Linked DNA regions of Homo sapiens: all the other regions are linked to region 4. Evidence: chromatin contacts called from ENCODE Hi-C or POLR2A ChIA-PET data. All regions are on one chromosome and are shown on one strand. The core of a region is the stretch at or near the end of the contact, and the rest is flanking DNA. Distances in the headings are between cores, read along the strand shown.

The links. A loop is a pair of places that touch in the nucleus more often than their neighbours do. ChIA-PET counts read pairs that join two places held with the same protein, here RNA polymerase II (POLR2A). Pooled maps may share reads with other maps.
Region 1: a map with no recorded cell type shows a loop between it and region 4 (7-fold over the local background). The contact joins the promoter of DLEU1 here to the promoter of LCP1 in region 4. A Hi-C loop is called at or near these places in 2 of 37 single-sample maps with no recorded cell type and 6 of 50 pooled maps.
Region 2: a map of B cell shows a loop between it and region 4 (8-fold over the local background). The contact joins the enhancer-like site here to the promoter of LCP1 in region 4. A Hi-C loop is called at or near these places in 2 of 168 maps with a recorded cell type or tissue (B cell and natural killer cell) and 8 of 50 pooled maps.
Region 3: a loop to region 4 is called in a pooled map, with 8 times the contacts of the local background. The contact joins the promoter of KPNA3 here to the promoter of LCP1 in region 4. A Hi-C loop is called at or near these places in 7 of 50 pooled maps. POLR2A ChIA-PET finds 5 or more read pairs at or near these places in 2 of 52 experiments (B cell and activated B cell).

The regions. Positions count from the first base shown.
Region 1 is chr13:50,080,755-50,083,454 of GRCh38, forward strand. It overlaps DLEU1 (deleted in lymphocytic leukemia 1), which reads left to right and starts at 1,415. Exons shown (of 7, transcript NR_109974.1): 1 at 1,415-1,803; 2 at 2,388-2,440. The region is part of intron 1 of DLEU2 (deleted in lymphocytic leukemia 2); the gene reads right to left. RefSeq lists silencers at 559-853, 717-936, 1,337-1,386 and an enhancer at 1,544-2,339.
Region 2 is chr13:42,379,392-42,382,091 of GRCh38, forward strand. No RefSeq gene overlaps it. Among named protein-coding and RNA genes, the nearest start is that of LINC02341, 44 kb to the right of the region's middle. RefSeq lists a silencer at 2,068-2,137. Within about 2 kb of position 1,445, at least 2 of the 41 ENCODE cell types and tissues checked have a DNase peak (open chromatin) inside an H3K27ac peak, as active enhancers do; they include B cell, where a contact is called at or near this core.
Region 3 is chr13:49,791,275-49,793,974 of GRCh38, forward strand. It overlaps KPNA3 (karyopherin subunit alpha 3), which reads right to left and starts at 1,408. Exons shown (of 17, transcript NM_002267.4): 1 at 1,164-1,408. The coding sequence starts at 1,232. RefSeq lists enhancers at 1-442, 447-1,108, 1,109-1,770, 1,574-1,703 and silencers at 564-1,133, 1,254-1,503.
Region 4 is chr13:46,180,790-46,183,489 of GRCh38, forward strand. LCP1 (lymphocyte cytosolic protein 1) reads right to left here and starts at 1,388. Exons shown (of 16, transcript NM_002298.5): 1 at 1,322-1,388. RefSeq lists an enhancer at 1,051-1,480.

The DNA of each region.
Region 1 (2,700 bases), core at 165-2,664, 3.9 Mb after region 4:
GGGAAAGACAAATAACAACTCTCGTCCCTCCTCCTCAGCGTCAAGAAAAGGTGGGGATCGCAAAATTACCGTTAAGTTGTCCGGGTAAAGACTTTTGGGGGAGGAAAACATTAATAGTTTCACAGATTGCTTTTTTCCTTGCGACATGTTTCAAACACCGGAGAAGAAAAAAGTCTTCTAAGAAAGTGCGACTCGGAGGAAATAGCCACGAGAAGGAAATCGTTAGCTCGAAGCCCCATCTTTCATCTCACCCGTGAACACTCCTCCCCTTTGAGAAAGGACAACGCTGCGAGAGCAAATGACAAAAATCCCCAGAAAGAAGCTAAAGTCCAGCATCTTTCCTAAGAGCCCGCTACAACCTCAAAAGCCTGCCCCTGCCCCATCTTGGAAGCGCGAGCCGCGGCCAGTCCTACCTACCTAGAGACCTCACCGGGACCCAGCGCGCCGGGGGAGGGCAGCCAGGGCTTGGGAAACTCTTTCCTGGGGCACCTCACGCTTCAGCGTCAAAAGACAATATAGATAGATGGGTGCCGGGCGGTGGCGGGGGGGACTGTTGCCACGACCCACCGGAGGGACCCATGACTCCGGGTCCTGAATTTTCTGTCGACCTTAAGTTTCTTGTCACGAGATGACGGCCATCACCGGGTCGAGAAAACGGCGAGAAAAGGCGGCCCGGTTCGGAAATGGGGGAGGGGCGCGCGTCCAGTCCTCCTGTCAAGGAGCGGCCGCCTGCAGAGACCCCGCAGTGCGCCGTCCCCGGCTCCGGTCCCGGGCGGGGGGTCTTGCTGACAGATCCGCTGGGCGGCGGCTGCTCCGCCGCAGCCGGTCCGCGTCCCGCTCAAACTGCAGCTCCCCTCCCCCCACAGCCCCGTCTCTCCGCGCTCCCGCCACATTCCGCCCGCCGCCGCCCACTCGCAGACGCCCAAGTTGCCCCTAACCCTACTTCCTCGGATTTTTCGCGATTAAGTGAGAGTAGACCCCGCGCCCACTCCCTGCACCCACCACTGCCTGCGGGTCCCACCACTGCCACCTCCCGAGTCCCGCTCTGCTACTTCTTCAGGCTCTTACCGACTGCGCCAGCCTTGGCGAAGCTCCGCCGACTGCCCTTTGCTCCAAGTAATTTTTGGCGATTTTTAAAGTAATTTTTCCGGCGGAGTCATAGTGGCGCTATACTCTCGGACAGGTTATCCTGTCTCTCCCGCTAGATTGATGAGATCAGGCATCACTCGAAAATGGCGCCGAAAGCGCTGAGGCTCCTCATTCAAATTCGTTAGAGCCAACCCCGCCGCCCCAGGGAATGCCGGGAACGCGGGCTGCCTCCACAGCTGTCAATACCGCCTCTTAACCCCCCTTCTCTTGCTTTCCCGACATTTTTACGCATGCGCAAACTCCAACCCTCCCCCCTCCTCCCGCCAGGCACATGCGCAGAATCATCGTGGTGCACGGCTCTCCCTTTGCTTCTTCGGTTGCAGTCCTCTTGCTTCTTGCGCGTGCGTGTAGCGCTTTTGCAAAGCCGCGGAGGTGAAGTGAACTTAGAGGTTGTGGGGCCGAGGGGTCGTCTTATAGCTACCAGCCCACAGGCATTTAGTCTACGTTGGAGGTAAACAAATACGGGTCCTGCTTAGGAGAAAAGAAAAACGTCTTACAGCCAGTGTCTAAACTCCAAACAACGGAATGTATCAATGAGACCTTGTATATGGATACACGTGCATTTAAAACCGCCCTGCCGGCTTGTAGAGCTTTTGCCGTTCTCCAGCGCTTTACAGGGGTTATCGCACTTAAGCCTCGGAACAACTTTACCAGGTAGGAACTATTACTGTTCTCGTTTTGAAGACCAGGAAACCTAGGCTCAGAGACGTTAAGTAATTTGCCCAAGACAGCACAGGTGGCACAGAAGTGGATGAATCCACATCTGTCAGATTCAGCAGCCCTGGAGTTCTCTACCACGCTGTACGATTCAACCTGAGCCCACACAGGAGGCGTGGTCTCCTTCTTCAACGGTGTGTGTGTGTGTGCGCGCGCGCCTGCCTAGAGTTAATGATTAAGTTTGCTGAAGCCCTTCTTCCCGGTCCTAAGCTGCCTGTTGCGAAGGCGCTTTCATTGAATTCAGTTTCTCTTACCGTCTTAACTTGTTCATAAACTTTTTGAGATAGGAATGGGCAGTTTTTCTGTGTCACTTAGGATGATTTTTTTTTTTAATGGCGTGATAAGTGAACTGAATCCAGCAAAGACGAGTTTCTGTTGTGCAACACGTTGGTATACTGACAGCTACCACGTATTGACTGTGTACTGTGTGCTGGGCACTGTGCTAAATAAATGATTTACGAATTAATCGTGTTTATTGCTCACAACAGCCTTATGAAGTAGGTATTATCTTCACTTTACAGATGAGGACACCTGAGGTTCAGATTAAGAAATCTGCCCCAAAGTCTTAGAACTGGTAAGTAGAAGCACCATATCTAGGCAAACCTGTCTACCTTCAAAAAAAATGGGCACTCTGATAGGACAATTAACGATAATAAAGTTGTAATTTTTTTTTTTTTTTGAGACGGAGCCTCGCTCTGTCGCCAGGCTGGAGTGCAGTGGCGCGATCTCGGCTCACTGCAGCCTCCGCCTCCCGGGTTCAAGCAATTCTCCTGCCTCAGCCTCCCGAGTAGCTGGGACTACAGGCAAGTGCCACCACGCCCAGCTAATTTTTGT
Region 2 (2,700 bases), core at 195-2,694, 3.8 Mb before region 4:
ATGTCAATAAGGCTGAAACCCTGAAATAGAGGAAGACAAAGAGGTCTTCATATATCCTGCAGTTTAAGAAATGGGTTTTAAATATTTACTGAGCATCTATTATGTATATAAATGGTGCTTTTTTTATGAGATGGTCCAAGGAATAAAAGTCACATTCACGAACATCAAAAAGTTTCCAGTTTACTTGGAGATGGTACATACACAATGAAATTGTGTGTTATTTATTACAGCAATACTTCACTTGCAATGGAGATTGATACTTATATTGGTTTGCTAGGGCTGCCATAATAAAGTTGGCTTAAATAACAGAAATTTATTTTCTTTCAATTCTGGAGGCTGTACGTCCAAGATCAAGGTGTCAGCTGAGTTGTTTTTTGCTGAGGCCTCCCTCCTTAGCTTGTAGGTGGCTGTCTTCTCTCTGTGATTTCACATGGTCTTCCTTCTGTCTTTGTCTGTGTCCTTATCTCTTCTTCTTATAAGGAGACCAGTTATTTTGGATTAGGGCCCACTCTATGTGCCCTCGTTTTAATGCAATGACCTTTTTAAATACCCTATCTCCAAATGCAATCACATTCTGAGGTACTGGCTGGTTAGGACTTCAACATATAAATTTGGGGAAGATGCAATGTAGCTCAGAACAGTACTCTCGGGTTATAACTTGGTAGCCAACGGTAGAAAGTTAAAAAGCAGCACAGAAATTCATTTTAGAGTATTATGTAAGAGCTGTCACACTAAGAAAAATATTTAAATTTTTCTAAAACTAAAAGAAGGAATATGCTTAAGAGATCTGTTGTACAACATGGTAACTGCAAAAGTCACAGCAAGTTAGTAATGGAGCTACTTTATAATTTACTTTCATCCTACCCTCAATTAATTTACTGGAATTCAACTACTGGGTAAAAGAAAACAAACAGAGAGGGCTTAGGGCAGATATCATGGGTCCTGGACCATTAAGCCTCAAACAGTCCAGCCTTGCTAGAAAGTTTAGGGGAAGAATTATGTGTTTAAAATAAACCTTAAAAAATTGAAGTATTATGATCATACAGAAAAGCGCACAGTCACCAGTGTTCAGCTTGATGAATTATGACACAGTGAGCACACCTGTATTAACCACAGCCAAGGTCAAGAAACAGAACTTCATCATAACCCCAGAGGTTCCCTTGTCCCACTCACTGCCAGCCCTGGTTTCTCTTCCTCCCTCTTGTAAACGATTTTAATGATTTTCCAGCCTCCCTCAGAGAAGAGAAGCACTTTGTTCAGGAGGCCTGGCCGAGGCTGGTGGAAGAGTGGAGGAATCAACTGAAGAATTAATTGAAAGTCATAGAGAAACAATGACCAACAAAGAATTGGGAGAACAGACACAGAATTGTATACGTATAGCCTTTTATTCCAGGCAGTATTCTAGGAACAGTTTAAGACATTTTTAAGGGCATTTTCCACTCTTTACGATTTTCACTTGAGTACTGTTTAGGTTTTAACCAAACTTCGTGTCATCTTAAATCGCCCTGAGAACCGGCGGGGGTTCTCTGCTCAGCGGAGGCTGAGGCTCTCAGCTGGCTCACAGCTTTAGGGAAGCTGCTACTTCCTCCTACTCACCTGCCCTTGAGCGCAGGGTGCACAGAGGGGAGGGGGCAGAGAGCAAGACGACTGGGCCAGCTCAGAGCCAGACAGTCCTACCTCAGTTTACTCATTCTGTCTCAGGGATGAGAGATGAACAAGGTCCCTAGAAAGAGAGTGAGTTGATTCAGCTGCCCTAGGGAAACAGCTCCATTCTGCTTATGGCCTCAGCCAACTGAGGTCCACAGTGCCAGATAACCTCACCCCAGCGTGGGGCTGCGGCCCACGCCCCCTCGTGAGAGGTGAAGCCAGCAGGACTTCCTGGGTCCAGTGGAACTTGGAGAACTTTTCTGTCTTACAAGAGGATTGTAAAATGCACCACTCAGCACTCTGTAGCTAGGATTGTAAAATGCACCAATCAGCACTCTGTAGCTTCCTAGAGGTTTGTAAAATGCTCCAATCAGTGCTCTGTAAAAATGCACCAATGGATGGTCTGTAGCTAGCTAGAAGTTTGTAAAATGCACCAATCAGTGCTCTGTAAAAACGCACCACTCAGCACTCTATAGCTAGCTAGAGGTTTGTAAAATGGACCAATCAGCACCCTGTAAAATGGACCAATCAGCACACTGTAAAATGGACCAATCAGCAGGACATGGGCGGGAACAAATAAGAGAATAAAAGCTGGCCACCTCAGTCAGCAGCAGAAATTTGCTTGGGTCCGTTTCCACGCTTTGTTCTTTTGCTCTTCACAATAAATCTTGCTGCTGCTCACTCTTTGGGTCCCTGCCACTTTTAAGAGCTGTAACACTCACTGCAAAGGTCCGCGGCTTCATTGTTGAAGTCAGTGAGACCGCGAACCCACTGGAAGGAACAAACTCCTGGACACACTCGCTGGTGCATTGGTGATGCAGCCCAATCAGATTAGCAACCCCTCCTCTTGGGGCAGAGCTAAGAGGGGTGTGTCCCTGTTATAGACAAGATTAGGAGCAATCAAGGGAGAACCACTGCACGTGCTAAGGAGGGTGTAATTGGGTTGGCTGGCTGTGGCTGAGCTGGGGAACAGGAGTGTGGGGTGCTGGGAGTTGGGTAGGGTGATGAGTTCATGTTGAGAAGTGGCGAAAGTAGGAAAGGAGTGACAGGCCA
Region 3 (2,700 bases), core at 158-2,657, 3.6 Mb after region 4:
ACAAAACTGCAAATCATGTCGCCTAGTATTAGCAAAGAAGGCTGCGGCCTTAAAACCATTTTCCCCCTAACAAATCCAAAGGTCACGGTCCCAGTGAAGTTTGTGCATTATACTTACTGTTTTCAGTAGCTGCAGAGAGACCTCTAGCGCTGCCTCAATAAGCCGAGTTTGCAAATAGTACCTGCTAATGTCACCTTAATGAGACAATGGCAACATGCTGAGTAGCAACTAACTGAGTGACCGCGATGAATGTTTAGTTTTGCAACCACTTGGAAATTCTACTAGCTTGGAGCAAGAGGTATGTAAGAGAATTATGAACCTGTGTATCCAATTTATTTTAGTAAAACGTGTCAAAGAAATTATCACCCTATGCACACCCCACTCCAAGAAAGGCTAAGAAAACAAGTCCTATGAGCGGAGGTCGGAGCAACCTCTTTTCCGAAGCCTGAACACAATAGATGGCAAACTATTGTCCACCTTCAGCTCGCTCCAAATGCCAGCAGTTGCAGGAGTATGAGCTGCAACAGCTCGGCACGACTAGTCCAAAGACGAGCACTGGAATATAAGAAAATGGTCCTGGCGCATCCTACCCTCCCCCATCGATCACCCTCAAACAAGTCAGTTACCCGGCTGGTCCCCACCCCCCTCTGCGGGCCGCCACCGCCCGCCTGGGCCCGGCTCGCAGAAGGTAGGAGCCCGGACCGGCAGAGCCGAGGCTCCATGTGAGCCGCGCGGGAGGCGCAGAGGGGGCTGCACCGGACGGAAGGTTGCACCGGTGGCGGGCGCAAGCAGCGGCCGCCCCCTCGGCTGTGCGGTCGGAGGGCCCGGGCGGCAGCATCCCCGTTCATCCGGGCGGCCCTGGCCCGCGGACCCCGCCTCAGCTCCACATCCCCTCCTCGCCGACACCAGGCCGCGCCCGCGTGACGGGGCCGAAAACGCCGGCATTTCCCGGTCGCCGCGCCGGCAGCTCCGGGGGGTGACTGCAGCCCGGCCGGCGTCTCGCCGCCCGCTCCGCCCAGCCCGGGGCCGCGGTGACGGGAGGCGGCGGCCAACTCCGGCCGACCACAAGCCGACGAGAACCAGCCCGGCGCCGGCCCCCCGCCCCTCCCCGCGTCGCCGGGCCGGCGCGGCCAGGCGGGCCCAGACCGCGGAAGCACACTCACTTCCACATCGCGGCCCTTGTTCTTGAAGCTCTTGATGCGGTGGTTCTCCAAGCTGGGGTTCTCGGCCATGGCTGCGCGCGGCTCCGGCGGCGGCTACTCCTGCGGCTGCGGCGGCGGCGGCGGCGAATCTTGGAGCGGGAGGGGGAGGAGGGGGAGAGCGGGAGGGGGGAGGGGAGAGAAGAGCACGTTCTGTGACGCCTCCGAGCGCGAGGTGGCAGTAGCGCCGGGGGAGGCGCGGGCCGACTGCCGGGCCGGGTGGGGCGGGAACGGTGCTGAGAGCGGCGCGCGGCCGCGGAGGCTGGCGACACGTGACCGGGGGCGGTGACCGGCTTGGGCGTTCGCCGGGCTATACGTGCCCGTTGGTTCTCGGGATGACCCTGCCCTCTTCCCCTGCAAGGGCTCTCCACAACCCCTCGGTGCTGCAAGTTTTGTGCCAGAAATGGAGCCGGACCTGGCGACTTTTACTGCCCCTCAGGCGCGGGGCGGCGGTCGTCAACTACAGTTCCCATCATGCCACGATCCGCCTGGAGTAATTCTCCACGCCTAGTGAGAACGAGGAGAATGCCGGGACCCTTCCGCGCGCGGCTCTTTGCGCGCCGCGCTCATGTTGCTGGGCACAAAGCTCCGCCCCCACAAGGCCGCCTCTGGGCGGGGAAGAGCGGGGGAGCGTCCCTGGCACCTTGCGCCCTATCAGGAGGAAGAGGGCGGGCCTTCCTGGGAGCGCACCTCGCTGCCTGTAGCTAGAAGATCAGAAAAGGAACAACCGCGAGTGCTTTGCAGTCTCGCTTTTTTGGGGGTCTTCTCAAATAGCCACCTTCATTCGCTCTTCCCATGCTCTGCTTCAGTTTTATAAATAGCATTTCTACCTGACATGTACATGTGTATGTATGTGATACGAGTGTTTATATGCGTTACCTAGGTGCCCGCGCGGAAATTCAGCTCAATGAGAGCAGGTACTTTGGTTGAATTACTGCTGAATCTCTAGTGTCAAAACAATGCCTACCACGTCGTAGATACGCAATACTTGTTGAACTGGCGCTTTAGTGTCGCCCAGTTTCTTCATCATCCTTCCAAGCCCGGTTCTGCAACCTTCACTCTGGCAGTCCCTGTATTTACATGCCCCCCAACACTTCTTGTTCTACCACCACACAGAATCTTAGCCTTCAGGCAGCAGCCCAGCCCTGGTCCGCAGACTCTCCTGTGTAGCACTCCCACTCCCTCTGGGGGCATCGAAAGAATGAAAGAGGGAAATTTGGATGGATTACACTGATAAAGAGCTGCTTTCGGCCGGGTGTGGTGGCTCACGCCTGTAATCCCAGCACTTTGGGAGGCCGAGGAGGGCAGATCACAAGGTCAAGAGACCGAGACCAGTCTGGCCAACCATGGCCCGCATGGTGAAACCCCTTCTTTACTAAATATACAAAAATTAGCTGGGCGTGGTGGCGCATGCCTGGAGGCTGAGGCAGGAGAATCGCTTGAACCCGGTAGGCGGAGGTTGCAGCGAGCCGAGATGGCGCCACTGCACTCCAGCCTGGCG
Region 4 (2,700 bases), core at 138-2,637:
ATTCGAATTTATTTTATTCTCATTAATAGTTTTACTTAAAATAAGACACAACATATTTTTAGTCTGTTCTTTTACGGGGTTCAAGTCCCTCTTATCTCAGTTTCACATTTTTGCTTGTTTGAAACTATTCAGGTGAGATGTGCAAAGTAACATTGGTGGTCACATTTTGCAGTTTCCAGAAATTCACATTTATAGGTAAATGATTAATTCTATTCAAATTTGTCTACACAGACATTCTTTAAACAATTATACTTAATAGAAACCAAACTTATGACAAATGTATGTAAATTCAAAATCAAGATGTGTGTGGATAAGCCACCTTTATTTGCTTACTGATAGTTCTGACAGAGTAATTTTAGAAAACAAGTTGCTGTGTAAAAGAAAAGTTCGGTTTTGATAAACATCCTGATTAATGTTCGCATTTCCAGTCTGAATGGCTTTTATAGTTATCATTTGTCAATGGTTCTTAGTGTTATGTGATAGTGGTAATTAAGTAAAAGCTTATACTACAAAATCCAAAGTGTCTATGTTTGGGCAGTTTCTGAAATAAATATCCCATATCAACTGTGTAAAAATTTCTATTGTAGATAAAAGCCTTTCTCCCAGAATTTGAGTGAATATTCATTGATATGGTCATAAGCATAACAAATAATTCAGACAATCCTACAAAAACACTACAATTAAGCATTATACAAATTGCTTTTATTTTTAGAGAACAAATGGAAAAGAGAAAACCTCTAATTCCATGTGGTTATAAAGCACACCCATTAAAAACCCTTGGCGCCAAAAATCACTCAAATAACCAGTATCACATTCAGTAACATATGACTCTAGATAATTTATCCACTAAAGTACTGTAAAGAAGTTTTTTAGAAAAACAGAACCGCAGGAACTAAAATTAAACTACCCCCATTGGGCCAATAAGCCATACAATCTAAATTATCAATACGCGCTTTTCCTGAAAACATTTTAAAGAAGATAAAATCACAGTAAATAGCCTCCGTGAAATAGAGCAATAGAAATAAACCAGAACATGGTTTGGTTTTAAAAGGAAAAAGAAACCTTAATTTTGGGCAGGGGTGATAACTGCAGATAAGTTGAGAAGAACCCAGCCCAGAGAGCCGAGGTGCTCCATCTTGGATGGCCACGCGAGGTGGCGGCAGATGTCCTGGCCAGTTAGACAGTGGCAGGAATCACAGAGGTCTCAGGTGACATGCTCAGATCTCTGGTCCCCTGAAGGCAAAACCCACAATCCACAGAAACAGTGCCGAAGTGCATCACAAGCGCTTAAAACCAACAAAAACACATGAAGAACATTTACCTTGCAGGAAAAAAGCTGTCCTTGGTAGTACTGGTGTATGACCAGGAACCCCTTCTTTCTGATCTGCAGAACAGCTTTGTCAAGCCTGGGTGTGTGGTCACAAGGCAGGAAGTGACTAGAATGACAAATCATCAGCCAGGAAAGAAAAAGATTTTGTCTTTATAAGGACATTTTAACTTTTTTTTCATGTCCCCGCCCCACCAAAAATCACCTGACAGAACAGGTCACAGTGAAATTCAGACACCTCCTACCACTTCCTCTTTTTTTTTTTTTTTTTTGAGACAAGGTCCCGCTCTTTTGCCCACCTCTTTATAAGCATTTTTCTCTCTCCCTTTCTCCTCCAGCTGTCTTTGAGTAGTCCCTGGGCTACTTAAACCTTTCTGATTCTAGATAGCAAGGCAAGATCAGCCTGATAACTTGACTTCTTTGACTCTAGTTGCAAAAGCAAAGCCCAGATGCCTACCTACTTACAGCAAAGATCAACAAATTTTTCATTTTTAGTGAAAGAGCCAGGGAAAAAGGTGGCAGTACACCTGAAACAAATGAAAAGGGACTTCCTTGGGAAAGCCCCACCCCACCTGAAATCAAACCTCTCTGGAGTCCTCTAACAGTGATCTTATTGGTGCAAACAAAACAGAACGATCTCTTTAAGTGAAGGACATGAAAAGGAAGGTTACTAGATTATTTACTCATTCTTTTATTTATAGAACATCTATGTGCTAGGGATCTCTTTAACCCAATTAAGTATCTCAATTATTTAAGCGTTTCCTATAAAGAGCAGCAGTAGATTGCACAGGCAGCTGTTATATTTAAATGGGTAGCTTAATTCCTTCTTACAGGCAGGATTTTTTTTTGAATGCACATTTTATAAAATTAGCAGGTGGTGGCAGGGGAAGCTCTGTTCTGTACCCAAACCCCAGATGCTTGAGGGCAAATTCCTATCTTCAAATGGAGCATCCTCAAGTGCTCACAACAGTTGTGAAGACTGTGGCACCCTGAGTTATGTTGACTAAATATTAGACATGTCTCCACATTGCCCGGAGACTGTGTGTGACTCCAGTAGTCAATCTGCCGTTTAGGAATGAGGGTATGTGGCTGTACTCCCAGGTCAGATGCTGCGCTGAAGATATCTGCTCCAGAGTTGACATGCGTCCGTGTCCGCTGGGCCACGGGCCTCTCAGGTGGTCACGGTATTCTGACTGGTTGGAGGGCTGCCCTTATACTTCTTTTGCTTTTTTGATTTCTCCTCTAGAAAGTTCCTGTTTCTGACCTTAAATGTTAAACCAAACTGTTCTGGTTTATCTACTTCATTAGCCAGTGGTGTGGTGACTTCATCAGAAGCCCACAGGGGCTATCTTGAGGAACTGGGTGGGCGGAAG